Linked DNA regions of Mus musculus: regions 1 and 2 are each linked to region 3. Evidence: chromatin loops called from intact Hi-C (ENCODE). Cell type or tissue: left cerebral cortex. All regions are shown on one strand. Links, peaks and the distances in the headings refer to the core of each region. The heading gives the core; the rest is flanking DNA.

The links. Hi-C counts contacts between places; a loop is a spot of excess contacts. Peaks named below come from ENCODE experiments on the same cell type or tissue, not always from the same donor. Only the 100,000 strongest peaks of a DNase experiment are listed, where the experiment ranks them.
Region 1: it touches region 3 in a loop (2.1-fold over the local background); 3 of 42 quality-filtered maps call a loop at or near these places.
Region 2: it touches region 3 in a loop (2.9-fold over the local background); 3 of 42 quality-filtered maps call a loop at or near these places.

The regions. Positions count from the first base shown.
Region 1 is chr11:57,648,919-57,658,834 of GRCm38, forward strand. All of the region lies in intron 1 of Galnt10 (polypeptide N-acetylgalactosaminyltransferase 10), which reads left to right. It overlaps 4933424L21Rik (RIKEN cDNA 4933424L21 gene), which reads right to left and starts at 576. Exons shown (of 4, transcript NR_153850.1): 1 at 402-576; 2 at 1-177. In left cerebral cortex, for the core only: a CTCF peak has its summit at 2,811 (motif pointing left); a DNase peak (open chromatin) is centred at 2,738.
Region 2 is chr11:57,638,814-57,648,729 of GRCm38, forward strand. Galnt10 (polypeptide N-acetylgalactosaminyltransferase 10) reads left to right here and starts at 6,629. Exons shown (of 12, transcript NM_134189.2): 1 at 6,629-6,904. The coding sequence starts at 6,746. 4933424L21Rik (RIKEN cDNA 4933424L21 gene) reads right to left here. Exons shown (of 4, transcript NR_153850.1): 2 at 9,909-9,916. In left cerebral cortex, for the core only: CTCF peaks have their summits at 4,406 (motif pointing right) and 6,601; DNase peaks (open chromatin) are centred at 5,672, 5,983, 6,408 and 6,527; H3K4me3 peaks cover 1,860 bases; H3K27ac peaks cover 704 bases.
Region 3 is chr11:57,774,769-57,784,684 of GRCm38, forward strand. It overlaps Galnt10 (polypeptide N-acetylgalactosaminyltransferase 10), which reads left to right. Exons shown (of 12, transcript NM_134189.2): 8 at 2,863-2,970; 9 at 6,282-6,503; 10 at 7,438-7,554; 11 at 8,922-9,071; 12 at 9,802-9,916. Among named protein-coding and RNA genes, the nearest start is that of 2010001A14Rik, 22 kb to the right of the region's middle. In left cerebral cortex, for the core only: a CTCF peak has its summit at 3,788 (motif pointing left); DNase peaks (open chromatin) are centred at 3,789 and 4,667.

The DNA.
Region 1 (9,916 bases), core at 485-5,484, 130 kb before region 3:
TTGGGCTTCCTTCTCTTTCCCACTCCCTAGCCGGCCTGACATCTTGGTTTAACTCTAGGATTGGTTTTCATCTTGCAGAGCCTGGGAGCTGGTTCTCAATACCACAGTAGGAATCCCAAGTGCAGCTCCTCCCACTTCTGAGCCAGGAAGAGAACTGGCTTCTCTGGGTCATGGCATCTGTTTGGTAGAGAAAGGTGGGATCATGGAATTCCAGTGTCTATGACTTTTAAGTATCAGGTCTTTTTCTCATGGAGTCAGAGCTAAACTTGGTTCTTAGAACATCTGGAAATCGATAACCCTTCCCTACCCCCACCCCCCGGTTTCAGTCTTCCTGGTAGTAGAAGACTTACCCGTCAGCAAGTTAAGTACCATGGCAATGTGGTCTGGAGTGGTTTCCTTACCTTTCCAAGGTGGAGTTGGTATCCTTTAGACTGCTAATCACTTCTCTGTCAGCTTGGCCAGATGAAATCTGATGCCACCCGGGGAAGGGTTCTTGACTTAGCAGAGCAAATCTGCTCCTGCCTCCTCCTCCTCTTGGGCCTGCTGTCTGCCAAGGATGAGTACAGAGAGAGGTCTGACTGGTTCTCTCCTGCCCTAAGCCCATTGTGACCTCATGGAAGTGATTTAACCTCTCTGGCCCTTGTCGTCCTCACTTGTGAGCTGCCTGTAGATTCAGAAAGACGAAAATGTCTATCATTGTGGTGCCCACCCACCTGTGGCCAGGGCAGACAATGCTAATCAGGTTTTACTACCAATCCCAGACCTGGCCTCAGTCTGTCGGTCAAGAAGGCTTCTCACATGTGGGGTTGCTGGTATCATTTACTTCCTTTTTGTGGTTTTTGGAGGGGAGGGGGTGTGTGAAATATAGATTTTGTTGCGGCTTTTCCGATTCTGATGCCCCAGGATTCTGTGAGTTTGGAAGTATGTGTCGGAAAGGTCTAGAGTCCAGCCGAAGCCCTGACTAAGGACTCTGTTCCTGTTCCAGCGTCTCTCGGGCAGCTTTGTGTGTGTTAGCTCCGGTGACAGATGACAGATAATGGAACCCGGGGATGGAAAAGCAAAGGCCTATTTAAAAGATAACCATCTAGCTTGCTAATTGTACCTTGTCTACAGCCAGCTCTTATTCGGAAAATGGCATCCAGGATGCCTTTTGTTGCTGTATAAAAGGCAACCTGGGCGTGAAGGAGGCCTTGTTCCTTACAGTGGCGAAGTGCTTTGCACACCTACCTGGTCCTTCGCATCGTCTGTGGAAGCAGAGGGTTTGTATAAGAATCTCGTTTCTCCAGAGAATCGCTGTTCCCATGGGTTCGTGGAGTGGGGACAGGAAGTAGACCCTACAGGTAGCAGTTCCCATGGGTTCCACAGTGGCCTTCCTGCTTGCAGCTGTCCGGAGACTGGGAAGGTAGAGTGCGTTTGTCGAACTACTGAATGTATCAGAGCAGGCAAGGGCTTCAGAGGACCTCTAGGCCAGCCCCCTTCATTTTTGTCTGATGGAAACTGAGGCCCCAGAGAGGGGTGATGGCTGAAAACAAGTTCTCACCGGAGAAATGCAGACCAGAATGCAGCGCTCTGAGGTTCATGCTCCGTTTCGCAGCAGAGGCTTTTCCTCCACAGACTAATATTTGCGCCTTCCCTGCCATTATTTCCCCTGAGAGCCAAGATGATCTCGCTGAGTCCCTGAGGCCAGCAAATAAAATGGATTAAACGTTAGGGCTGTGAAGGGACCTTGCTTGAGACAGAGAGATTCAAAGGTATGTGGTACCTGGCAGTGTTGCTGTCCACAGCAGACAGAACTAACTGGTCCTCAGTGCCCCCTTACGTTCTCTTCTGTATCAATTTCGAATAACAGTGGATTCAGCCTGAAATGCTACAGAGGAAGCTCGCAGGCTCCTCCGGGACCATCTGGTTCTAAGAATTGGTTGATCTGGGTTCTCTTGCTTCTTCTGGCTTTTTCTCTGTTACTTCTGACCTAGACCAAGTCTCTATGGTAGCAGAGCATGATCCTGGCAGAGTCTGTCTCTGGCTGCCTGTGTAGAAGAGAGAAGAAACCATTTTTCTTATGAGCTCTGCCTTCCTGTTCCACTTTAGGGTTGCCACGCCCAGGACCTGTCACAACCACACATCTGCTGGGGTGGGGGGTACTCCTGCCATGTTGGAGATGGGGGAGGGTTAGCCCTCTTAGGTGGGAGAAAGGATAGGTCCTCACAGAAGAATCTGAAAGAAAGAGATGCCCCGGGCAGAAGCTAGCATGTTGTCCCATAGCCTGGTGCATTTCCCCAGGCATTGGGCTCCAGGCATCACCAGGATGCACCTCTTGGATCCCCAGGACTGACCCTCATGTGCAGAATCTGTGGCTGTAAGTTTGTGTTCCCATTAGCCCTGCCCATCTTGGACTGAGATGCAGAGTGTGGCTTTGTTCGTGGCTGGGGAGGCTTGGGCCCAGGTTTTTTGCCAACACTGCGTGGGGGGCCTGGAAGCTGTTGTCCTGGTTCATCCCTCCGGTTCTGCGGCCGCCTTCCTCTCCCCTCACACATGTCCTGAGTGCAGCCCTTCCCCTCCATATACCACCAGCCAGTCCACTACACATTTTCTCTCAAGCTGAGAAAAGAACTTCTCTCTCTCCAGCTTCGACTTTTTTCTGCCTGGCCCTGTTCACTGGAGGAGGCGGAGTGTTCATACTTTGGAAGCTAGCGGATGCTAAACAATCCCGCTTGCTGCTGGTGGTGGGTGTGTGTTTATGCGTGTGTAGCTTTCTCTCCATGTGGCACCCTCTTCTCTCTTATCTTTCCCGTGGTTCCCGTCTGCTGCCCTCTGCTGAGTGCTGATAGGAGACGGAAAGGGAGAAAGCAAGCCCCGGGTTTCTTCTCCTCGCTCTTGAGAGAAAGCTGAGCTTCAAATGCTGGATTTTTCTCCCACCTTCTCAGGAGAGAAGCCACCACCTAAAGCAACATTTGTAAGAACGATTACAATGTTGCGGGGTTGGGGGGGGGTGGCTCAGTAGGTAAGATGGCTGCTCAGCTAGCTTGAGGACCTGGGGATGAGTCTCCAGCACCCACATAGAAAGCCAGCCAGGCAAGGCTGTGTATGCCTGTTGCCTCAATCTTGGGGGCAAAGACAGTTGGATTTCGAGAGCCTGCTGGACAGCTAGGCTAGTCAGAAACAGCCTTCTGACTCTCGAGTGCCCATCTGTGGGCGCTTAGGTATTTGGTGGTAGAGGAAGACACTGCACGTCCTGTTCTAGCTTCTGCGTGGATGGGCATGGGTGCACACACCTGGATGTTCACATACATAATCACACAGATGTGCACATGCGCACGCACACACATGCACGCACGCATGAGTCATGTTTAAACCTTCGTTATTCCATGTCTCTGTATCTGATCAGGGGAAAAGGACCAGTCTCTCAGCTCGTCCCTTCACTCCCTCCTGTCTGAGCAGAGGGGAGAGGCCGTTGCCTTGGGACTAAACCTTTCCAATTGGCCCCTGACATGACCTCCGTGCTCTCAAGACTGTGGCTGGGCAGAGTGCAAGGGCCCAGCTTTGCTGCCCCACAGCCTGATTCAAACCCCCAGGCCTAGGTGGGCCACCTGACATCTGTACCCTAAAATCCCTGGCCCGTGTCACAAGAGTGACACTAATTATCTTGGAACTCCTTTCGAGGATAAACTCGCCACAGGTCACCGAGTACAAAGCCCTGAGCGCAGCGCTTAGCTCAGAATTAGAGCATGACAGCAGTCAGAATGGCCGTGTTTCAGCTCGACCTGGCTTTGGGTAGGGACTGGTTTCATAGCTTCTCTGTGGCTGAGAGGTCGTCACCGGAGGTTAGGGGTGTGGGAGGAAGGTCTGGTCCACACGGAGGCGGCATAGCTTCTGAGCATATCATAGCTAGTTGGTTGGTAGAGTGGTATGAATGATGTCACATGTGCCAACGCTTCTCTTCGCACACAGCTCTCGGACTATTTGGAACTCAAAGCAGTTTTTTGGGTACTGGTGGTGCCAGCCCTCTTCACTTCCTACCTGGGAGGGAACCCGAATATCTTTCTAGAATTCTTTCCTGAGCAGTTGCCTCCAGGAAGTGTGTTTGGCTACGCTAGCCCCAGGCGTTCTCCTGAGCCTCCCTTGCTTGGATGGGGAGACTTCCTGGGTACCCGCTCTTCTTGGCGAGACATCTGTGTTAATCTGTCACACTCTGTGGTCATTTCTGACCCGTGCAGACTACTTCATGAAGTCAGGGATGCACTTCTCCTGTTTGTTCCCACATTACACAATGACCGAAGACTGCCAGACAAGCTGTATGGCTGATTCTTAGTAGCCACTGGTCAGGGCTGGAGGTTTAGCCTCAAGAATGGCTTTCCATGAGCTTTGGGGTACTGAGAACCCCAAGCCTGGGAAGGATGGAGACCTCAAGGGTGTGGCTGAGCTTCATCCCTGGAGCACCCCGCACACACATCTGGGGGACCCACCCCGTCTTGAGCCCACTCCAGCTGCCACAAGAATGCCCCCAGCAGGCCTCTTCTCTGTAGCTTTCCTGTTGGGCAGTGAGGAACAGCTCTCTGCCAGACGCCAGCAGGTCGGGCTCTGAGCCTGTGTCCTGGTCTAGATCCGGTCTGAGTGGTGGTGACCTTTTGCATGTTCTACTTTGGGCTGGGTGCCTCCCACCTGCTGCCTTCCAGGGCGGGGTTGTACCTGTGGGACCAGGACCAGGACAAGGACCAGGAACCAGGAACCCCAGGGGGAAGGCGGTTTTATGGAGAACTCAGCAGCCTTTCCCTGTAGCGACAAGGGCAGAAGGGACCGTGTGGAGCTGTGAACCAGTTCTATCTCATTCTTAGGCCTGGCTGCTCCTATCTTAGGTCCCATGACTGGCCTTTGAAGCATCAAACTCCTTCTCCCCAAATGAGCATGTTACACTATGTCACAACGCCCTGGTGTTAGCTAAAGATGGGGTGACTGAGGTCAGCAAGATGCAGTAACGCATCTGTAGCCACACAATCAAGCAGTGGGGGAAATGGGCTGCTATGTGACTCCAGTCTGTCCCCTCCCTTGGCGTACAGAACAAGTTGGAGGTCACCACTGATAGGGTAAACCCAGTGCTTGTTGCTTCTGGAGTGCCCAGGAGCAGTGCGAGGATGAGGGTCCCAGCTGGACATGGTCCTTTGGCCTCCTGAGAACCTGGGCCTCCGGCTGTGTACTGGTGTGGAGTTGCTGATCAGAACTTATAGGGCTGGGTGGAACAACTGATGGAGGTGGGTATGGCTTCCCATTGCTCAGGCACACTGCTCTCAAGTGAGAACTGTTCCTTCTTGCCTGTTTCTTCCTGTATTGATTGTTGTCAGCTGCTGATAGCAGTGTGTGTGTGTGTGTGTGTGTGTGTGTATTTGTGAAATAGTTTCTAAATTTGGTGCCTAACTTCAGCAAAAAGTTAATGATTCTGGTGCACTGGGGTCTCTAATTTGGATTCCTGGTTATTCTGTTGACAATAAGTTCTAACAGCTGTTTTCCTCAAAAGGTCTTTTTTCATTGTGTCTGGGAGGTAGTGGAGGATGGGTGGGGGTGGGTGTACTTGTGCATATAGGCGTACTGATGTGAGGGCCAGAGGTCAGATGTCAGTCTTTGGGTATTGTCTGCCTTGTTTCTTGTCCCACTGAGACTGAGGCTCACCAGTTAGGTTAGACTGACTGACTAGTGAGCCTCATGACTCCTCTGTCTCTGCCTCCCATTCTATTGTTGGGTTATCACTGTGTTGCCATGGCTGGCTGCTCTCGATCTGTTTTTCTGTCTGTCTGTCTGTCTGTCTGTCTGTCTGTCTGTCTGTCTGTCTCTCACGTTCTTGCTCTCGCTCTAGTTCTGGCTTTTTTCTTTTCCTCTTGCTCCCCCCTCTCCCTCCCCCTCCCCCTCCCCCTCCCCCTCCTCTTCCTCCTCCCCCTCCTTCTGCATGACTTCTAGGCACTGAGTTCTGGTCTTCATGCTTACATGGGGAGCACTTTATAGACTAAGCTAAGCCCCACTCCATTTCTAGTTCCCCAGTTTATATGTATCCTCTAACGGATTCTAAACCATGGTTCCTGGGCTACACTTGGCCCAGGCGTAAGCTGTGGCTTGATCAGGGCTGGCCCTTATGTGGTTAGATGTCACTGTGTTTAAATGTTAGCAGCTGATAAAGCCAGTCAGCATTCTGGCATGGATAAGGAGAGTCTCTTGAGGTCCCACCCACTAGCTGAGGGGCTACTGAGAGTTGGTGGCTGCTAGAGAGGAGGGGCAGTCATTTGTCCTTGAGGGTGTGGCATTGGCAAGTTGTCCATGCTCCAGTGGACACACCCCCGAGAGCAGCACTAATTGGGTTCAGAGGGTTATTTAAAGAGAAGGCGTGGAGGTGGGAGGGAGGGGGAAATGATGTTCAGGGAAGTGAGGGGTGGGCGCTGGAGGGGAAGGTGACCAAATTACATTGTGTACGTGTATGGAACCATCAAAGAACAAACAACGCAACCAAAGGATAAGTTGTTAATTAATTCATCTTTCTAGGTAATTTTCTTATTTTTGGTCTTTTGGGGTAAAATTCTGAAAGCCTGGCAACTAGACCCAGGTATGAGTGTCATCAAAAAGTGTGCTGGGTTCCCTAGCAAGCTGCCCCTCTAGACAAGCCCCCCAGTTCCTTTGTGTTGGGTCCCCTAGCAGCTGCCCCTCGAGACAAGCTCCCAGCTCCCTCCAGATTTCGGAACCCTGCCACTCTCTGTGGTCGGAAACCTGGAACCTCACCCTTCCAGTTATCAGTTTATGGGAGTTTCATGGGAGACCCTTGAAAACTTGGTGACGAGATCCTAGACTGAGAGGGTGAGTTGTGGCAGAGCCTTGTAACTCCCAGACTGTGGTTGTCAAACGAACCACCTAAACTTCCTGCTCTATCTCACCCACATGGGTGTCCCTGCTCTCCCGGTCTCTGAACTCGGCCCCCCTATGTCTAGTGAAGCTCGCTCGTTGCTAGGAGGCTAGAGGCGGTAGTTCTTTCTCAGCTCTTTGAACATGACCTGCCCTGTTTTCTTCTATGCTGGGTGTTAGCCTGCTCCGGTTTTGCGTTCCTATATTGGGGGAGTGGCTGGATCTTGCAGGAAAGTGAAGACAGCTTCCTCAGCAATGGGGGACTCAGGTGTCCCAGAGTCATCTGAGAGTAGAGGACCTGTGTTCAGTCAGATTGGGGTCCCCAGCAGGTACTGGGGGAGGCAATTCAGTTGTATGCAGCCATGTAGGTCTGAGTGCAAGGCCCTTGGATGTAGTGACCACAGTTCAGGGACTTCTTCTCCTGAGGGCTTCTGCCACAGCTGCTCCATGGGGGAGGGGAAACTTCAGCGGGAGCCTTGGCCTGGAGGAGTGGGTCACAGTCTTGGAATGACAGCCTTCCTCATCTTTGTCCCCTGGTTCCTTAGCAGAGACAGTGGTGGTCACTTATTGTGCTAGTCTGCATTTGACACTCAGCGTGACTACCTTTCTTCAGCCCTCTCGTCCCCCGGTGAGGGGGGTTCTGTTTGTTGTCAGTATACAGACTGGACAGTGGGCCGAGGACGCCTAAGTAACTTCCAGGCCTGTGCAGAAATAAGCCACAATGTCTGCTCCTGGCTCCCAGAGTTGTGCTCTTAGCTGTCAAATTTAACTGACCCCAAGGGGAGTCATATCACCTCTCTCTCTCTCTCTGTAAAATGGAAACTGAGTGTCCTGGCTCGTGAACAGTGTCCAGACAGGAGGGAGTGGACGGCTTCCCACCCACGGCTCTTCTTGGTCTCCCCTCAGCACAGTTATCTGACTCTAGCACGGGGGAGTTTTCCTGCCCTCTGGGGCGCAGATCCTGGTCCCTCCTGTCTCCAGCCCAAAGACTGCTGCTCTCCAGCTCTCCTGGCAGCAAGAAAGACAGCTGACAGCTCCTGCCAGGGCCTGAGCCAGGGAACAATGGGGGACATTGAGAAGGCCTCCAGGTGCCAAGCCAGAGGTAATAAAGGGACATTTGATTAGTTTCAACCCAAATTGTCAGGCTCTGCTCTCTTTCTCCAGTGCAGCGGCTAAAGGGCACAAAAAAGGTACAAAGGCTTCCCTCCTTGGGGCTGGTGCCAGTTCCTGACTGGGCAGCCATCTTAAACCTGAAACTCCCAGCCATGGGGAGCTCACCCCACTCCCCCCTCAGCAAGTCCCTCAGTTCTCCACCGTGGCTCAGGGTGACATAGGATCTCTCAGTCTCCCTCCTCTCAGCTTTTCTGCCTCTTCTCAGGTTTTTCCTTTCCTAGAAAGCCTTACCTGGCCATTCTGTCTCTTGGAAGTGTGTGTAGGACCTACTGCCTGCTGCTAACCCCATGCACCTTCAGGCTCGGCAGAAGGAAGTCATGTTTTCAAGCCATTGTAACAGGAGCTTTGGATGGAGGTGGAGGAGGCGGTGGGTAGAGTGGATGGGATCCCAGATCCAACGCACCTTCCCTGGGAGTTCTACTCCCAAACATGGCCGTTGTGTCTGGGGGTAACTTTTCAGTCAAGAGATCCCATCAGCTTGTGGATAGTCTCTTTTCTGTTGCGGCTACTCAAATATGCCATTGTGGAATAAACATGGCTACCTTAGGAGTGAACATGCTGTGTTCTAATAGAACGCATCTTTGCAGAACAGGAAGCATGCTGAGCGGGCAAGGTCTGGTTTGTTGGTCCCTGCTTTGGTCTCTTCCTGATAGAGGAGCCCCCCAGTTGACAGATGGAAGCCTTCAGGAATTGTATGACCTTGGGCTGGCCCCCCAACTGTGCGGTGCCTCTTTTGTAAATTGTGCTCACGGAGAGGATGAGTCTTGAGGGTCTTGCCATTTCTGGACACACAGTGAGGCCCCCAGTTCTCCCCAGTGGGTCTGGCATACCATTGTAGCTGAGCAGAGCCCTGTAGCGCAAATCAAATAACTCCTTCCCGCTGATACCCCAACGGGTGCCTGCCCCACCTTTCTGAGATCATAGCCCCACCCTCCTGTGAGATAATAGCCCAGTCAGTACATACAGTCAGAGAATGTCACAGGCAGAACTCAGAGGCACCTGTGCCTCCTCTAAACCTCTCCAGCAGCCTGCCAAGGCAGCACCCACACTATATACAGCTCTGTTCATCTCTCCCAACTCAACACTCTAGCCATAGTGGATGCCTTAACACACCAGACATGTGTCTCCCTCATGACCCTGGATGCAGAATGCTTTTCCCAAAGACTGGTGCATGACTGGGTCATGATCTTCGAGGTCTCAGCTCCAGTGTTGTCACCTCAGAGAGACCACTCCCCCTCTCATCTCTCTACCATGTCTCAAACTGAATTGACCATACTACAATTCAGTTGACTAGCATGGCCTCATTTGTCATTTCCTGGTTCATGGTTCTGTCAAGCACCAGGGGGGTAGGTACCTTGCATGCCTTATTTACTGCTGCATACACGGTGTAGCACATAGTAGGTGCTCAGACTGTTTGCTGAATGAGTGAATGGATGGTGCATATGCTTGTCTCGAACACTCTAGAGGCAGGTGCATGACTGCTGAGCCTTCCTTTCTACTCTCCTTGCACATCTCATGTGGACGTTCTGGGACCCTGGTGCTGGGAGGGCACTGCACACTTTTCTCTGGGACCCTGGTGCTGGGAGGATGCTGCACACTTTCCTCTGAAAGGAAGAGGGAAGAGACAGCCTTCCTTCTTCCCTGGTGAGTTGCGAGAGTGTGAGCTCAGAGTAGCAGCCAAAGATTGTTGGCAGAGCTTGGAGGAGCCCTAGCAGGACTCCACTTCTCTCCCCCAAGCTGTTTCCATCCTCAACCGCAGGGGTTGCTTGGTGGTACCCTTGCCTGAGGAGAGTTTTATGCATTCCCTTCAGACGATCTTGGCAATTTGAGATGCGTTCTTGGGGCTGGTAATTTTTCCTGTGGTTCT
Region 2 (9,916 bases), core at 4,366-9,365, 130 kb before region 3:
AAGAGGAGTAGAAGGCAGGAAATAATCAAACTCAGGGGCGAAATCAACCAAGTGGAAACAAGAACTATTCAAAGAATCAACCACATGAGGAGCTGGTTCTTTGAGAAAATCAACAAGATAGATAGACACTTAGCCAGACTCACTAAAGGGCACAGGGACAGCATCCTAATTAACAAAATCAGAAATAAAAAGGGAGACATAACAACAAACCCTGAAGAAATCCAAAACACCATCATATCCTTCTACAAAAGGCTATACTCAACAAAACTGGAGAACCTGGATGAAATGGACAAGTTTCTAGACCCAGGTACCAAAGTTAAATCAAGATCAGGTTAATGATCTAAACAGTCCTATATCCCCTAAAGAAATAGAAGCAGTCATTAATAGTCTCCCAACCAAAAAAAAAAAAAAGCCCAGGACCAGATGGGTTTAGTGCAGAGTTTTATCAGACCTTCAAAGAAGATCTAATCCCAGTTCTTCACAAACTATTCCACAAAATAGAAACAGAAGGTACTCTACCCAACTCATTCTATGAAGCCACAATTACTCTGATGCCTAAACCACAAAAAGACCCAACAAAGATAGAGAACTTCAGACCAATTTCCCTTATGAATATCGATGCAAAAATCCTCAATAAAGTTCTCGCTAACCGAATCCAAGAACACATCAAAACAATCATCCATCCTGACCAAGTAGGTTTCATCCCAGGGATGCAGGGATGATTCAATATACGGAAATCCATCAACGTAATCCAGTATATAAACAAACTCAAAGACAAAAAGCACATGATCATCTCGTTAGATGCTGAGAAATCATTTGACAAAATCCAACACCCATTCATGATAAAAGTCTTGGAAAGATCAGGAATTCAAGGCCCATACCTAACCATGATAAAAGCAATCTACAGCAAACCAGTAGCCAACATCAAAGTAAATGGTGAGAAGCTGGAAGCAATCCCACTAAAATCAGGGACTAAACAAGGCTGTCCACTCTCTCCCTACCTATTCAACATTGTACTTGAAGTCCTAGCCAGAGCAATTAGACAACAAAAGGAGATCAAGGGGATACAAATTGGAAAGGAAAAGTCAAAATATCACTTTTTGCAGATGATATGATAGTATATATAAGTGACCCTAAAAATTCCACCAGAGAACTCCTAAGCCTGATAAACAGCTTGGGTGAAGTAGCTGGATATAAAATTAACTCAAACAAGTCAATGGCCTTTCTCTACACAAAGAATAAACAGGCTGAAAGAGAAATTAGGGAAACTACACCCTTCTCAATAGTCACAAATAAAATAAAATACCTTGGTGTGACTCTAACTAAGGAAGTGAAAGATCTGTATGATAAGAACTTCAAGTCTCTAAAGAAAGAAATTAAAGAAGATCTCAGAAGATGGAAAGATCTCCCATGCTCATGGATTGGCAGGATCAACATTGTAAAAATGGCTATCTTGCCAAAAGCAATCTACAGATTCAATGCAATCCCCATCAAAATTCCAACTCAATTCTTCAACGAATTAGAAAGGGCAATCGGCAGATTCATCTGGAATAACAAAAAACCGAGGATGGCAAAAACTCTTCTCAAAGATAAAAGAACCTCTGGTGGAATCACCATGCCCGACCTAAAGATGTACTACAGAGCAATTGTGATAAAAACTGCATGGTACTGGTATAGCGACAGACAAGTAGACCAATGGAACAGAATTGAAGACCCAGAGATGAACCCACACACCTATGGTCACTTGATCTTTGACAAGGGAGCTAAAACCATCCAGTGGAAAAAATGACAGCATTTTCAACAAATGGTGCTGGCACAACTGGCTGTTATCATGTAGAAGATTTCGAATTGATCCAGTACTATCTCCTTGTACTAAGGTCAAATCTAAGTGGATTAAGGATCTACACATAAAACCAGAGACACTGAAACTTAAAGAGGAGAAAGTAGGGAAAAGCCTCGAAGATATGGGTACAGGGGAAAAATTCCTGAATAGAATAGCAATGGCTTGTGCTATAAGATCAAGAATCGATAAATGGGACCTCATAAAATTGCAAAGCTTCTGCAAGACAAAAGACACCGTCAATAAGACAAAAAGACCACCAACAGATTGGGAAAGGATCTTTACCTATCCCAAGTCGGACAGGGGACTAATATCCAATATATATAAAGAACTCAAGAAGGTAGACTCCATAAAATCAAATAACCCCATTAAAAATGGGGCTCAGAACTGAACAAAGATTTCTCACCCGAGGAATACCGAATGGCAGAGACGCACCTGAAAAAATGTTCAGCATCCTTAATCATCAGGGAAATGCAAATCAAAACAACCCTGAGATTCCACCTCACACCAGTCAGAATGGCTAAGATCAAAAATTCAGGTGACAGCAGATATTGGCAAGGATGTGGAGAAAGAAGAACACTCCTCCATTGTTGGTGGGATTGCAAGCTTGTACAACCACTCTGGAAATCAGTCTGGCGGTTCCTCAGAAAATTGGACATAGTACTACCAGAGGATCCCGCAATACCTCTCCTGGGCATATATCCAGAAGATGCCCCAACTGGTAAGAAGGACACATGCTCCACTATGTTCATAGCAGCCTTACTTATAATAGCCAGAAGCTGGAAAAAACCCAGATGCCCCTCAACAGAGGAATGGATACAGAAAATGTGGTACATTTACACAATGGAGTACTACTCAGCTATTAAAAAGAATGAATTTATGAAATTCCTAGGCAAATGGATGGACCAGGAGGGCATCATCCTGAGTGAGATAACCCAATCACAAAGGAACTCACACAATATGTACTCACTGATAAGTGGATATTAGCCCAGAAACTTAGGATACCCAAGATATAAGATACAATTTCCTAAACGCATGAAACTCAAGAAGAACGAAGACCAAAGTGTGGACACTTTGCCCCTTCTTAGAATTGGGAACAAAACAGCCATGGAAGGAGTTACAGAGACAAAGTTTGTAGCTGTGACGAAAGGATGGACCATCTAGAGACTGCCATACCCGGAGATCCATCCCATAATCAGCTTCCAAACGCTGACACCATTGCACACACTAGCAAGATTTTGCTTAAAGGACCCAGATAGAGCTCTCTCTTGTGGGACTATGCTGGGGCCTGGCAAACACAGAAGTGGATGCTCACAGTCAGCTATTGGATGGATTACAGGGCCCCCAATGGAGGAGCTAGAGAAGGTACCCAAGGAGCTAAAGGGATCTGCAACCCTATAGGTGGAACAACATTATGAACTAACCAGTACCCCGGAGCTCTTGTCTCTAGCTGCATATGTGTCAAAAGAGAGCCTAGTCGGCCATCACTGGAAAGAGAGGCCCATTGGACTTGCAAACTTTATATGCCCCAGTACAGGGGAATTCCAGGGCCAAAAAGTGGGAGTGGGTGGGTAGGGGAGTAGGGGGGGAGGGTATGGGGGACTTTTGGGATAGCATTGAAAATGTAAATGAGGAAAATACCTAATAAAAATATTAAAAAAATAACCAAGACAATCTCCCACCAATGTGCCAACCCCAAATGCTTTGAGCTAAGAAGTCTCTTGGGTTATTGGTGTGTGTGCACGCACATGCATGTGGAGGTCTGGGGACAAGTTTGATGTTTCATTACACAGACACCTTCCCCCTTCTTTCTTTGCTTTAGCTGACCAGAGAGTTTCTAAGGCTCCTCCTCTGTCCATCCCCCCTCACCACCACTGGGGATTACAGGCATGCACTTCTGTAATCCTAGTTTTTTAATCAGTTCTGTGGCTTGGTCCTCAGGTCCTCAGGCTTGTGAGCCGAGTGCTTTGTTGACTGAGCCATCTCCGCAGTCCTCTCATGAGTTATTCTAAGGTAAGGGAAGCCACAGTGTTTACAACAGTGTCATGATAGATACTGCTACCTTCACCATGCTCAAGGGTGGAGAAGCAGTGCCATGTAACTACACCAACGCTGCAAACTCATGACAGCACCGGACACAGACAGGACCCAGCATTACTCATAACTGGGGATTGATGGGGATAGCCCAAATGTCCATCAACAGCTAACTGGATAAACAAACATAGGGTATGCATGTGTGACTTCTCCTGGGGAGATGTGAGTAAATGTCTGTCACAGATAGGACACTGACCACATACCAAAGAAATGATGTCATCTAAGTCTACTTCAGGAAGGCCAGCTGACTGGTTATTTGGGCTATTTTCAGGGGCATCACAAAAAAAGCCCATACCAGTATGGATGATAGCTCATGCACCCTGGAGCTCCCTGGACACCCTGAAGAAAGACAGCATGGCTGATCCTGAGGGTCTGTTCTTCTCAGGATTGTTTCAGTTTACATAACTTTGGGGAAGAAAGTTGACTTAAAAAAAAAGATTTATTTATTTATTTATTATATGTAAGTACACCATAGCTATCTTCAGACACACCAGGAGGGGGCGTCAGGTCTCAATATGGATAGTTGTGAGCCACCATGTGGTTGCTGGGATTTGAACTCAGGACCTTCAGAAGAGCAGTCAGTGCTCTTAACCACTGAGCCATCTCTCCAGCCCATCTTTTAACTTTTTAAGTTTCTTGAGTCTTGTGAGACTAGTTTACTTCCTGAGTCTTAGAAGCATCCCTCATCCTTTTGGGTGGGAAAACACACACACACACACTGTAATAAAAAATAATTTTTAATGGTTAAAAATGGTAAAATTGTTATGTGTATTACAGCACACTATAAATTATTTTAAAAAACATTTATTATATATGTGTATGTAATTAAATGTACACCTGTGCACCGTAAGTGTGCAGATGCCCACACAGGCCAGAAGAGAATAACAGATGCCCTGGATCTAAATTATAGGCAGTTGTGAGCTGTCTCCTGTGGGTGCCAGGAGACAAATATGGGTCTGGGGAACTGAACCCATGTTCTCTGGAAGGAAGAGCAGCAAGTACTTTTAACCATGGAGGTATCTCTCAGTTCCTATAAGATTATTATTTTTTAAAGATGTAAGGGTCAGATTTATAAACAGAAGGATGGTCAGAGGGTGCATCTAGGTATGGGTGATAAGACAAAGGTCCCGATGTGGGAGTGCCCGCCATGTTCTGATGAACAGCAAGGGGGATGGGTTTGGGGAGACTTGAAGGAAGAGGTGGTGATTTCCTTAGACATAGAGGTGTACCCTGACATAGACAAAGAGGTTTGGGGGTTTTGTTTGTTTGTTTGTTTTTTAGGTGCAAGAATTTGTATGGTCAACACCACTTGGGGGAACATACAAAGCTAGCAGCAGAACCAAAGAAAGAAAGGCCAGGCAGAGGGGGAAGGAAATATTTGACCTTAGGGAAATACAACCCAGGGACTGTGACTTTAACTGCAATGATGTGAGTGACCTAAGATGAGATTTAAAAAAAAAAATCACTGCTCAGTCTGGTGTTAGACCTGCAAGGTTAGAATTTAGGGCACTAGTCCCGGGATAGTGGTAGCCACAGGGCTCAGTGGCTTCGCTGCAGAAGCAGAGGATAGAGTCAATGCGCGCGCTGGCAGGAAGGCTAGTAAAGAGGAAGCAAGAGAGGAGGGGGAGGAGGGGGCTGCCATTGGGCATCCAGGAGCAAGCTGTTAAAAGACAGGCGCGCAGCAGAGGAGGCTCCCACAGGCTTCATGTGAGCCCAAGTCAGCAGCTCAGAAGCCAGATATTTTTGGACAAGTCAAGGCTCCCTAGTTCTGCTATGCACAGCCGAGCTTTCAGTTCTGCGCACCCCACCCCACCCCACCCCTCCGCCCAGGCTCCAGTGAGAGTTCTGCTTTTCCTTGCTCCTCACTCCTGGCCCAGTATCGGACCCACTGTGGGCGCTCGCTGGTGGTTTGAATTCGAAAGAGGAAAGGACACGAGGTTTCGGGAACGTGCTCTGGGGCACTGTGTCCAGAAGCAGTCCAAGTCCAAGTCCACTGGCTTGCATGTGCGTAAGAATAGCTCTCGCAAAGAGGCTCCGGTCATCTCCTCGATGGTTTTGCAAAGAACCCAGACTAGTGACGGAACATCCAGCACTCCACAGGTTGGAGAGGGGGATGGAAACCCAGCCGCCCACTGAGCGATGCGCAAGGTGCCCTCTGCATACAGGTTGTGGGGAGTCCCCAGGTCAAAGGCAGGTCTGGTTGGCACGTCCCGGGGCAGAACCGGGAAAAGAGTGGACTGCAGCATCCCAGCGCAGTCGGTTGTAGCATGTCCGCACAGTCCCGGGGCTCTCGCTGGCTGAGAACTTGCAGAGAGCCACGCGAATTCCCCGGGGTGTTCCCGATCGCGTGCTCCGCGGCCCCTGCGAGCGCCCAACTCCCTAACTCCGGGACTTTGGCAAAGCTGCAGCGGGCGGGGAGCAGTGGAGAAGCAGGACGCACCATTGGAGCCCACGGGGGGTGTAGCAATCAGGAGCCGGGGCCCTCTTGCATCCTGGAGGACGGAGATGCTCTATGAGTAGATGAAGAATTGAAGGATGGAGGCGAATAGGACTCAACCGTGCATCTGTTGGCGGAAGGCGAGGTGCAGGACGTGGAATGAGATGCCGAGGGATGATGGGGTTGGAGCGCACCCCCACGGCGGTGACACGGTGGAGGCGCCCGGCTCCCCCGCCGGCGAGCAGCGGAAGTGCCGCGGAGTTGGAGCGGGGCCGGCGTCGCGGCCGCTACTGCTGGCCGAACTGCTGCCGCCGCCGGGTGGACGGGCGGACGCGCAAAGCCGGGGGCGGGCGCGGCGGGGCGGACCGGCCCCGATGAGGCGCAAAGAGAAGCGGCTCTTGCAGGCGGTGGCTCTGGCTCTGGCGGCCCTGGTCCTGCTGCCCAACGTGGGGCTTTGGGCTCTGTACCGCGAGCGGCAGCCCGACGGCAGCCCTGGGGGATTGGGGGCGGCGGTGGCCCCCGCGGCGGTTCAGGTGAGTAGTCTGCGGCCGAGAGTTGGGAGTACTCTTTCTCCCACTTCGCTCCCACCCTGCAGTTCCTTGTTCTACCTATCCTTCGTGTCTGCTCTGAGGCATCCCATTTTGGGGATGGCAACATCGAGGCTTAGGGAAGGTCAAAGATTTATCCAGGCTCTTGCTCCAGCCTAAAACAGTGTTCAACCCCAGGCCCTTTCCTTAGTTTACCCCTTTCCTCTTATTGCCGTCTATAATTCCCGGCCTCTTCAGCTCTCTCTTTTTCGGAGGATCCTACCTGCATCTTCGTGCCACCCTGGATTGTTTGTTCTGAGGTAAGAGTGGAGATTCTGGTCCTTCTTGTCGGTGTTCTTCAGATAGTCTCTGCCCCTAGCCTCCACTCTCGCCTGCTGATTCTAATGTTTCAAGTCAGACCAGATCCTTCCTGGTTTGCTGTCTGCACAGGCACTCGTAGGTCTCCCATCTGGAGCGAGCTTTCTCTTCTCTCTTCTCTTCTCTTCTCTTCTCTTCTCTTCTCTTCTCTTCTCTTCTCTTCTCTTCTCTTCTCTTCTCTTCTCTTCTCTTCTCTTCTCTTCTCTTCTCTTCTCTTCTCTTCTCTTCTCTTCTTCTCCTTCCCTCCCCTTTTCCCTCCTTCCTTCCTTCCTTCCTTCCTGTGTATGTGTACCTTACCTACATGTATGTCTGTCTGCACCACACAGGTGCATGGTGCTCATTGAGGTCAGAAGAGGGCACAGGCTCCCCCAAAACTGGGGTTACAGATGGCTCTGAATCACAGTGTGGTTGCTGGGAATCTAACCTGGAAGACCAGCCACTGCTTCTAAACAAGTGATCCATCTCTCTCCCCACCTCCCACATCACCCAGTCTTTATCCTAGTCAAATTCTGTGCCTCTCTCGAGAATACTGAGCCCAGGCCCCATTGAACTTGCCACCTTTGACATGAGTCTAGCAGCTCTGGTGGAGGACTCTCCAAATGTCTCAGAGCCACAGGTGTCAAACACCCCCAGGACAGAACACCTCCAGCCTTCCTTCTTTGTACTAATGAGAGATGTTTCTTGTAGACAAAATTGAGATGGTCTGCCTCTTTAAAGTTGTATGTATGTATGTGTGTGTGCATTGTGTACGTGCATGTGTGTGTGTGTCCACGAGTGCGTGCACTTGGAGTAGCAGTCTCCTGGCTTAGATGAACTCTGTCACTTTCCTCCAGCCATCCCAGCTTCCCTACCCCAGCTCCTGGCAAGCGTGGGCACGCTACACTTGAATTATTCCTCCAGTGGGACATTTAAGAGTTGCTTACGGGATTTTCTTGGTCCTGTGGGAAGTGGGTAGATGTGCGCCAGGGTCAGCCTTGACTGACTGCTGGCTGGCCTTGAGGGAAGAGGCTGGCTTCTTGAGATTGATGCTTTACCGCCCCCCACACTCCCCACCTTTCCAGTGTTAGGGCTTTCTGGCTTCTTGGGCATGGGAGAGTCTTGGTCTACAGAGCGGATCAATTTGAACTTGGCGTGTCACTCTGGTAACTTGTAAATCATCCTCAAGGCCCGGGTGATCTGTCTATCTGGTAGATCTTACTATTGGGAAAGTTAGGAAACCCCATTTCTAAATCCCTGCTTCCAATTCTGAAAGCTGGTCTAGAGCTCTCTCCCTTAAACTCTTTGTCTGAGTGGGGTTTTTCTGTGGGAAACCTCTTTCCTCTGTTACTGCCCTGTGGGGCACCAGTGTCGGCAGGCCAGACTCGTGTTCTAAGCTCAGCTGTTGACTTGCTGTGCATTGATGAGTCTGATCTCCCACTCTGAGCCTTGCTTGCTCCGTGTGTATGATTTGATGCCAACATTCTGTGATGCTGCCAATGTGCCAGTGGGGCAGGGCCACTTCTTTTTCCTTTCCTGAGGTCGCTTATAACAGTCCTATCTTGGGATGCTCTGCTGAACACAGCCCTGGCCGAGGGGGGTGTGTCCAGCCAGGTCAGACTCTCCCACAGAATAGCTGTGAGCAGTTCTAAAATAGCCCTTGACATTCTGCCTCTGCGTGGAGAGAGTTCTGCTGTGAAGGCCAGAGACATCCTAATTTTCATTTTCTATAGAGCCAGATGTGTAACAAGAAGGTCAAGGTTAACTGTCAGTTTGGCCTTAGCTTTCACGGTGAATTACTGACTGTACAAAAGGCTATTGATGCAGTATGGCCACCTTTTGAGCAGAGAGAGAGAGAGAGAGAGAGAAAGAGAGAGAGAGAGAGAGAGAGAGAGAGAGAGAGAGAGAGAGAGAGAGAGAGAGAGAGAGAGAGAGAAAGGAGGAACAGCAACTGAGTACCTCTTGGAATTGCTACCTGGACTCATTGAGAGGGCTGGTTTACATGCTCTGGTTTTTTGTCTGTCTCTCTGGGATGGCACAGAGAGGAGGAAGAAATAGTTAAGAGTATGGAGGGCTTTCGTGCACTTATCATTGCTTCTTGGGGGTCACAGAAGGGAAATATTTCCCAAGGATGGGCCCTGGTAGGTGCAGCAGGATTCAGCATTCATGGGCTGCCTGTCTGGTACAGTCTGCCAAATTTCCACACAGCCCCTTTGTGTTCCACTCTCCTGCAGATGCAGAACCCTCCAATCCCTCTCCTGAATGTCAGCTGGCCTCCAGGAAAGAAGCCGGCTTCTCCCACCCCTCTCTGTCAGGGGCTAGCTGGGAAACCGTCTTCAGCACCCAGAGTTGTTGGGACACCGATGAACCAGTCAGCACTCTGGCACTGTCGAGTCATCTCCGTGATCTTCCTGGTAGAAATAAGTGCTGGTCTGGAAGGTAGCTGAGTTGATTGAGTGCTTGCCTGTGGCCAGTCCTCAGCGCCACATCAACCAGCCTGTGGCGCGCGTCAGTAATTCCAGTACTCAGGAAGTGACAGGAAGAGAATTGGAGTTCAAGGCCAACCTTGGCTACAGGAGACCTTTCTCTAGATCAGCACCTGTTGGCTCTTTGTTACCGTGAGACTTTCTAGTGGCTTTTCTGTGAGATGGCACACCTGGGTTT
Region 3 (9,916 bases), core at 1,899-6,898:
AGAGCAGTTGCGTGTGAGCTCTGAGTTTGAGCCCCAGCATAAACTAACTGGGCGGTGCGTGCCTATGATCCTAAGCACCAGATGGCAGAAGAATCAGGAGTTCAAGGTTAGCCTGGGCTGCATGAGACTTTGCCTCAAAATAAGTCAGGAAAGTTGCAGTCTGAAACTGTCTGGAAGTCACCGATCTCCTCTTCCTCCTGTGGAGGTCTTTGTGTCAGAGTCTCCTGCTTGGGAGCTTGGCCTCTCAGTTCTAAAGGCAGGTTAAAACTGGGCTCTGTAGCTCAGCCCACCAGCACCCCAACACACCCCACCCCATCCTGCTTCTCTTCTCTCTGTGCCCCACCCCCACCCCCTGCTTCTCCTCTGACCCCATCATTCCCAGTACTCTTATACCAGTAACCCAGACCAAAACCAACATAGTGTATGTAAAGGCCAGGCCTGAAGGACTGACAGTTCCCCAGGTCAGAACCCAACCCCCCAAGCCAGGTCCAGTCACTCAGTCTGCTGTCGGTCACTCTGCAGGGCTGGCTCCTACAGCTCACCAGCAGCCTATGGGAACCTGTGGGAAGCTCCTCGAGGGTTTGTGACCTGACGGCTGCCCGTCTGTCCCAGGGCTAGCTGCAGTCCTGGCCCTCCTGGAGCCAGCAGGGTGGTGTGCTAGGGAGGAACTTATCTGCAGCGGGCCTCAGTTTCCCTGTGTGGAGCTTCATCGGCTGTAAAGGGAGCAAGGCCTGAAGGTGCAGTGTAACTAACTAAGGGCAGAGCAAGGTCACCCTGGTTGGGGCTTGGCCCTACCATGACTGCCAGTGTCCAGTGCAGCAACTCAGAATGCCAACCTGAGTCTCTGGCTTTCTGTCCCAAAAAGGGACAACCCCAGTTTTGGGACCCTACTCCTGAGGTTGAGAGATGTGTGTCAGAAGACATTGGTGATGGAGATCATGATAGTGAGGCTGTCTGCTTTACTTCATCCAAGGCAGAATTAAGGCAGGCTGCATCCAGAGAAGGATGTGCTGGGCCCTTCTGTTTCAGACAATGACTGCTCTCCTGGCTAAGAGGAGCATGAGACCCTTTCTCAAAACCAAGAGAAAGACCTGAGACCTCAGCCCTCAAGGCTAGGGAGTAAAAGTGGCTAGCCTGGTCACTGGGCCCAGGAGGAGTGAGTGGGACTGTCCTCCACACAGAGAAAGTGCTGACAGGCACAGACACCCGGGAGGATCTCAGCCGAGATGCATCTGTGCACATAATTATGTTTAGTTTAAGAGGAAAGCAGTGAAGGGAAGTGCAAGTCCTGCTGAGAGCCAAGAAGCCCCTTGGGGGTGTCAGGGCAGGGCCTGCAGGAAGGCAGGGAGCTAGCAGAGCTCAGGGTACAAGGAGTTCTCCAGACTGAGGGAAGAGCCGTAGAGAGAGAGACAAGGATAAGAGGTGGGAGACGAGAGGAGGAAGTCAGCCATGGGGACCGCTCTCAAGCTGATGACCTTATGCAAGATGCATCTTGCGTAGTCCAATGGACTCAGTAGTCAACAGCAGGTTCAGCCTGGAAGGTTTAGCAGGTTTATTCCCATTCTGAGTCAGCCCTCCGCATCTCCATCCAGGGCAGGAATCCATGGAGAGCATCCAGCCAGGTCCTCTGTGAGTTCAGGACATCCTGAGCTCTGGGAACACCTTGGCTGCCTCAAACCTTGCAGCAGAGCAAGGTCACCCTAGTTGCATCAGGCTGGTGGCCAGGCTGGTGTGGCCAGGGATAAAGGAGCTGGAGGTCCTGGCAAAAAAAAAAAGAAAAAAAGAAAAGAAAAAGAAGGCTTTGGATTTCATTTGCCCATTGCACAGTGGAAGGACAGCAGAGCTGGGTCAGCTTTAGCTAGTGCACATGTCACAGAAGATGGTCAAAACCAGGATACACAAGTTGTCTCCACCAGCTTGGCACCACCTCTCAGAAAGGCAGAGGGTGGCCTGGCATCAAGTAGGCATACCTGCCTGGCAAAGCATGCTTACCCATCAATCCCTGGCGACGGGAGAGTGGCGGTGATGGGAGGCTGGCAGCTGATCAATATCTCCTGCTTTAAAAATAAAGTTCTTGGCTTGGCCTTGACATTAATCTAGTGTCCAGATCTTGGCTTGGCCTTGACATTAATCTAGCATCCAGAGCCCATTATCTTGAGACCAGTGTTCTGTTCCATTGACCAGCCGGGGTTTTCCTTTCCCCACCATCAGAATAGAACTGCGCTGCCCAGACAGCACCCCTGCGTTCTGAAACAACTCCCACCCTGGGAAATGGCACAAAGGACATCCTACATCTATCCTGGCAGGAGATAGAAAGACCCTCTCACCCTTTGAGAGCCCTGAATGGATTAGGATGTGAAGCCCAGCCCCTCAGTGGGGCCCCAGCAAGGGTGCTGTACAGAACTGGAGTCATCCCGTGCTAGTCTCTCAATCCACAGGAGACAGAATGTGAAAACACGGTGGATGGCGTCCCAGAAACAGCTGGGACCCTCCACACCCAAAGCCACTGTGGCCTCCATTCTGGACTGTAGTATCTGCCCAGGACCACACCCACCACGCCCCATGAGCAGAGCCAACTTTGTAAAGTTGAATGGGATTAAGATATCCTGTCTAGTCATGCCCCGACGAGAGCCCCCCCCCCCCGCCTTCCCTTCCCTCACAGCCCACTGGGTGCCAGGCCTTCGACGTCCGTGACCCAGCGTCTGTGCCTGCCCCTGTGCACACTTGGCCGTTCTCTGCACCTTGCAGTATTTTTCTGCACCATTCTGAGTTCAGGACCTGTGAAGCCCATGCAGGCTGCATGCTGGCATCTGAGGGCATGGGGACATTAGGTCACCTTTGTCCTCTCTTCTCACCCTACAGGTGTGGATGTGTGGGGGCCGCATGGAGGACATCCCCTGCTCCAGAGTGGGCCACATCTACAGGAAGTATGTGCCCTACAAGGTCCCTGCCGGAGTCAGCCTGGCCCGGGTAAGTTAGTGGCTTTCCAGGGGATTGGGGACAGCCTCTGGCAGCATGGAGGCCTCCTGGGTCCCCAGGCTGAGTGGTTGGTAGACAATTTCCAAATGAAATCCAACCAGAAGGAACTTAGGTGAAGCCCTGCCTGGCCACATGGAGACTCTGACGGCGTCCTCTGAGGCTGGGTTTGGAGCTTCGACAAATTAAACTCAATCCTTTCTGATACTTTCAGCACCAAAAAAAGACAGGAAACTGATGTGTTGGTGGAGTGAACTGGTCATTTCACAGGAGGGTTACTTGTGGTGGAGCTAGTGGAGGTACAAAGCTTGACCGGGGTAATTTAAAGAAACATGACAAGCAGACATAGTGGTGGTCTTTTATGTTGATAACCTTGGTGGGAGGCAGGAGGGGGGTGGTAAATAAATAGTTATCTTCTTCACCCTCCCCCCAAAACATGTAAAACTGTGATTGACCTGAAAACCATATCAGGGGTTGAAGTTGGCTGCTGACTTCAAGGGATAATCATTAGCAAGATTAGGGAGTATGGGGTTCGTTTACTGGGGAAATAAAATTTATTGGAAATAAATTAAATAAAGGGAACCTCAAAACTAAGGGACGCTTCTGAAAAGACACGGTGATGTTTGAGATACTAGAGAGGCCAGAGTGCAGCCACACACCCCAAAAATAACCTTGGGGGACCCTCTGGCCTGAGTTCCCAGCGGTTCCCCCTCAGAGAGCCATTTTCATTCATTTTTCTCAACTTCAAATACTGCTGAGCCGGAACATGGCCTAGAAGGCAGGGCAGCAGAGCCCTCTAGTGGTGAATGACTCTAATGACAGCCTCCAGGCCTGCTGCTCTGTGGACAGCCCCTTAACAGGGGAGCTGGGTTCCAGATAAGACATCTTCCCAGATGCCTTTGTCCCTCCCTGAGGAATTCCAAACAGGAAAACAACCAGTCTTTTCATAAGCTAGAGACTGCTACTCTTAGAGGCTACCAGGAGCGTGGGGACAGTGACCCCCGAGCAGGGCCCCACTCCCCAACTGCATCCTTTCCCAAGCCAGAGAAGACTGCAGAGCCACCACACAAGCCTGCCTTTCAGCAGGCGCCCTGCAGAGCAGGGACACAGTGAACTCCCTTCTGCCAGGGTTCTAGCCTCTGCTTCCTGGATGGAAATGAAATGCATCAAATAGCTCAAACTCCAGCTCAGCCCAGTTCAAGGCTGACAAGCGCCTGCATCTGTTGCCGTGACGCCCACACAGGGGTTGGTGGCTGCGTCCCTGTTAGCAGCTGGGGCTGGATAGGGTGCCTCCGTGTCTCAGCTGAATCCCGTTCAGGTATTCAACATCTTTGGCCATCTGTCTGTCCTCAGTCAGATGCTGTGTTTGATGTGAGCTAGCCCCCCCCCCCCGCCCCCGTGGTACATCCCACCTATTCCCTATAAGGCCAGCTATTGCCTGTATGGCTGTACACAAGGTGCTTGTACCCACCGTGGCTACAGCTCACTGCCACCCTTTCTTTAATTGCGGGTCACGTGCAACATGTTTGCTCTCCCCAGCGTTCTGGAATCAGAGACAAAGGGAGCAGGGAGTTCAAAACCAACTCAGGCTTCACAATCGAGACCCTGTCTCGGAAGACAGAAATAAGTCGGCTTACTGTTTTGGCAACAAAGTTCACAGGCTTCTAGAACACTTGCTTCCTAATGACAAGTAGGGCCCTGAGAGAGCCAGCATGCTCTCTTTGAGTGGCACATCTGCCTCTAGAATAAACAGTGCAGTCTTTTACTGCACAAGCCTGTCACTGTCACTGAAAGGCAGCCCTGCAGCAGGCGGAGGGGCCAGGCCTTGACATGCAGGCCAGCGGAGATTTCCCTGTGTTCTAGATTGTTCCTGATGTGTAGGGCACTGAGACCTCCCACTTCCACCAGGCCCAGCATTTGCGGTGGAGGCACCCAGTGAGAGGAACTCTCTTTCCAGTGGTATCGGTGGCAGCAAGGAAGCTTGGCTGTCTCTGGGGATCTACCACAGGATTCTTTCCCATGCATGGTCTCCCTGGTGTCACCGTGCCTCCCTAAGCTCCAGAGAAGGTGACTTTCTGCTTGGCTCATGAGCTAAGAACAGTTTTCACAGTTTTAAGCAATTGGAGGGGAATCTGTGACAACTTGAAAATCAAATGGCGGTTGACATCATAAAGTTTTATTGGCGCCCGGCCCTGCTCCCTCATTTACATAGGGCCCTGTCTGTTTTACAGCCCTGTGCCTTGAGACCATCTGGTCTCCAGAACGCAGATCCCCACCAGAAAACACTAAAACATTTGTCCAGCCACCTCGCCCCGCCCCGCCCCGCCATGCAGTCTGCTCCTAAAGCAGACCTTTACAGACAGGTGCGACTGGTTACACTGCAGAGGGAAACTCAGCTTAACCTCGAGATAGAAGTCGAGCCCACCCAATTACCTGGGTGTCCTGAGGGAGCGGGGAAGCGGGGAAGCGGGTCCAGGCCATTGGAAGAGGCCTGGGTTTGAAGGAAGAGGTTTCCAAGCAGGGGCTTTTGCTGGACCCCATAGACTTGTGCTCTTCGCTCTGAATGGAGTCTGCACAAGATCTCAACCCTCCTGTCTCCACATCACTTTGCCCAGGGCTACCTCCCTCTAAGGAAGGCCACATCCAGTTGCCATTGGTTGATGTTTTACAGTTGGCTGTCCTGAGGCCTCATAGTAAAACTCTCAAACCTCTAAGGATTGTTAGAGATCCCACCTTCTGGTGGGATTGGACCTTCTGAGTGCAAATTATTCTTGTCATGGAATCCCATCGGAACTGTTGTTAAAAATGACAGAAACCGGGCTGGAGAGATGGCTCAGGGGTTAAGAGCCTTGACTGCTCCTCCAGAGATCCTGAGTTCAATTCCCAGCAACCACATGGTGGCTCACAACCATCTGTAATGGGATCCAATTGCCTCTTCTGGTGTGTCTGAAGATAGCTATAGTGTATTCATATACATAAAACAAATAATAATTTATTTTTTTAAATGTCCCACTCAAATTGGCTTTGAAGAGCAGGAGAGCTGGCTTAAGAGTATTCAGGGTACAGGTATGGGGTTCTGAGTTTGGATCCCAGCACCCACATATGAAGCCAGACCACAGACACCTGTAACCACCACCGATCCAGGGAAAGACACGGGATAACTGGGATTTGCTGGTTGCTATCCTAGCTCCAGGCTCGGTGAAAAACCCTGTCTCAAAAAATAAGGTGCAGGGGCTGACAAAATGGCTCTGGGCTAGCCTGTGCTCCTCAGCAAGCTTGACCCTTGCACCCATCTCTCATTCCAGAACCTGAAGCGAGTGGCAGAGGTATGGATGGATGAATACGCAGAATACATCTACCAGCGCAGGCCGGAGTACCGCCACCTCTCAGCTGGAGATGTCGTGGCCCAGAAAAAGCTCCGAGTCTCCCTCAACTGTAAGAGCTTCAAGTGGTTTATGACCAAAATTGCCTGGGACCTGCCCAAGTTCTACCCACCCGTGGAACCTCCGGCTGCGGCATGGGGGGAGGTGAGTGTGAATGGAGGGGCTGGACCCTCACTGCAGGAACGTGCCCAGGAATGCCTAAACGTCACAGTCCTTTCTTCCCTTTCTCTCTTGGACCCTGTCCTGGTGGCGTTGATTTTGTGCCGTTGTGCTACTAAATGTTCTGAGTGGCTACGCTGGGTCAGCATCCATTTTTTCCTTTTGACTATGAGACACTGCTGGATTTGGTTTGGTGTCTAATGTCCTTTGGCTTGTGATGCCAGGGACAGGAGCGCAGGACCTTTCACGTTCTAAGCCGTGCTCTTGGGTGAGCCATGCACACAGCCTATGGTCCCCATTGGAAATGCAGACTAAGAGCACACAGAACAGGTTCAGGGCAACTGAGGAAGGGCCCCCATCTCCACCTCACCCTCCTGCGAGCTTCTCACCGGAACCTTTGAAGCCTGCTGTTGCTACCTGGCCTCTGGGTGATGTGTGCGTCCTAAGCAAATGTGCAGCCTAGAACTCCAACCCAACCCCCAGCCTTCATGGCTGATGTGTGGGCCAGGGCCATTTTTGTTCTTTGGAGTGGGTTGGGGAGAACCCACACTTTCTTGTGCCATTCTCTAACCAGAAAGGATAATTCTACGTGGACAGCAAAGATCTTGCATCCCTTTTGAATCGCTTCCTGGACAGATACTGTCCCTGGACAGACCTGTCCCCTTCAAGCCCTTGGAATTGGGGTCAAATGGATCCTGGATCTGTTGGATAGAGTGCTCTCAGTGTGAGGCCAGAGAAGGACCTTGCCCTACAGGGTTCTCCTTTCTCCCGGAGGACCTCCCAGCAGCCTGGGGCAAGCTCCTCACGGGCAGTTCGAAGTTCAGCCTGGCTGGGGTTTCTGCCGTAGTCTCCCCAGCATCCGGCAGGGCCCAGTGGACACCTCGAGGAGTCTCAGTGGCTGGTCCCTTTCCTCCCTCAGATTCGCAATGTGGGCACAGGACTGTGCACAGACACGAAGCTTGGCACACTGGGCTCCCCACTGAGGCTCGAGACCTGCATCCGGGGCCGAGGCGAGGCTGCTTGGAACAGTATGCAGGTAAGGGCCACTTAAAGGGGCTCTCGGTCCCAGGTCAGTTGTCAGCCAGGAGATGAGTCTCAGAACTCCCAGAGCACCAGGGAAAGGGGGGTGGGATTCCTGCACGTGACACCACCTGGACGGATACACTCCCGCCCTCATGCCTAGGACCAATAGACAACTTTGGCTCATTTCACTAATAAGGGGTGCATGTGTGTGTGTGTGTGTGTGTGTGTGTGTGTGTGTGTGTGTATGTGTGTATACGCGAGTGTGCGTGCATGTATCTGCTCTGGTTTCTGTTATTAAACTCAGTGCCATGTACTGAGTACTTTATAAAGAATGAAAGTTTATACTTGAAGTTCTCATGGTTCTGCAGATACAAGAGTGTGACTTCTGGCCAGGTCTATCAGGGATCTTTCTGCGGGATAATGACTCATAGAAGGCACCGCCTCAGAACGCAGGCAGCATGTGCTGCCTGCCCCGTGTCTGTCTTACTCTGCTTATAAAGTCCTCGGGCTGGCCGGTGAGATGACCCAGCCAGTAAAGGTACTTGCTGCCTTACAGGGCTAAAAAAAAAAAAAAAAAAAAAAGTTCAATCCCCAGAACTCAGGGCAGCAGATGAGAACCAGATCCCCAAAGTTGCCCCTGACCAACACATTCATGCTGTGGCACATGGTGAAACACACACACACACACACACACACACACACACACACACACAGAGGGAGAGGGAGAAGGAGAGAGAGAAAAAGAATACTTTTTTAAAAAAATAAATAAATAATAAAAATATTTTTTGTAATCAAGGTCTCACTATGTAGCCCTGGCTGTCATGGAACTTGCTACGTAGACCAGGTTGGCCTTGAACTCACAAAGATCCTCTTACCTTGGCCTCCTGGATTCTAGAAATAAAGGCGTGCACCACACCCAGCCTATACAAATAAATTTAAACAAACAAACAAAAAAAAGACACTGGGGAAAAAAAGGCTGGGGATGAAGCCCTACTAGGGTGATTGCCTAACGTGCAAAACCCTGGATTTAAATCCTCAACACCACGCACGTAACTAGTCATGGCGGCACACACACCTGTAATTAACCCCAGCACTCTGGAGACTGAGGCAGGAGATGGGAGGTCAAGGCCAGCCCGTGCTATGTGAGCGGCTCTCTCTTTTGGTGTGCTAAAGAATGTGTAGTGTTCACCAGACACAGGGAGTCTTGAACACCGCACACTGCAAGTCCAACTGATGGAAACCAGTCTAACAGTACGGTGCCATCTCAAGTGATGATGATGATGATGGTGGTGGTGGTGGTGATGATGATGATGACTAGTATAGAGGGCGGGGACCATGTCAGTGCTTGCTACCCGTCTAGCAATGTCCCTGTGTATGCAGGTCTTTACCTTCACCTGGCGGGAGGACATCCGGCCTGGAGACCCTCAGCACACCAAGAAGTTTTGCTTCGACGCTGTCTCCCACACCAGCCCAGTCACCCTCTACGACTGCCACAGCATGAAGGGCAACCAGCTGTGGAAATACCGCAAGGTGTGGGGGCGTGGTGTGGCATGGGGGACCCCCGAGCACCTCCTCGCTAGGCTAGGCTGTCGGTCTGAAGGGTTGCGGTGCCTCCTGCTTCTCCCTGCAGATCCTGCCCACTCATCCTGCTCTGCCAGTGACCTGGCCCTGAGAGACAGGACAGGAACCCAGACTCATGCATTTTAAAAAGGAAGCCATGCTGGGGTATGGTGGTGTCCATCTTAGATGCCAGCACTAGGAAGGAAGAGGCAGGCAGCTCTCGGTGAGATGGAGGCCAGCCTGGTTTACATACAGCTCTAGGTCAGTCCTAGTTGCATAGCAAGACTCTGAAACAAAAGGAGAGAAAGAAAAAAGAAAGGGAGAGAGAGAAAGGAAGGAAGGGGGAAGGAGGAAGCGTGCTCTCACGCATTCCGTGCAGCAGGGACGCAGTAGTACTCTGGTTAGAAGCAGGCCGTGCTGAAGGTCCCACTTAGAAGTGCATTCAAGCTGGGCAGTGGTGGTGCACGCCTTTAATCCCAGCACTTGGGAGGCAGAGGCAGGCGGATTTCTGAGTTCGAGGCCAGCCTGGTCTCCAGAGTGAGTTCCAGGACAGCCAGGGCTACACAGAGAAACCCTGTCTCGAAAACAAACAAAAAAAGAAGGAGCATTCATCATGAGGTGACAGGAGACGCTGGGCCTTGCTTCCTTGTTGCTGTCATGGCTCCTGTGTTCCCCCACTGACAACCTTCCTGTTCTGTAGGACAAGACGCTGTACCACCCTGTGAGCGGCAGCTGCATGGACTGCAGCGAGAGTGACCACAGGGTCTTCATGAACACCTGCAATCCCTCCTCCCTCACCCAGCAGTGGCTCTTTG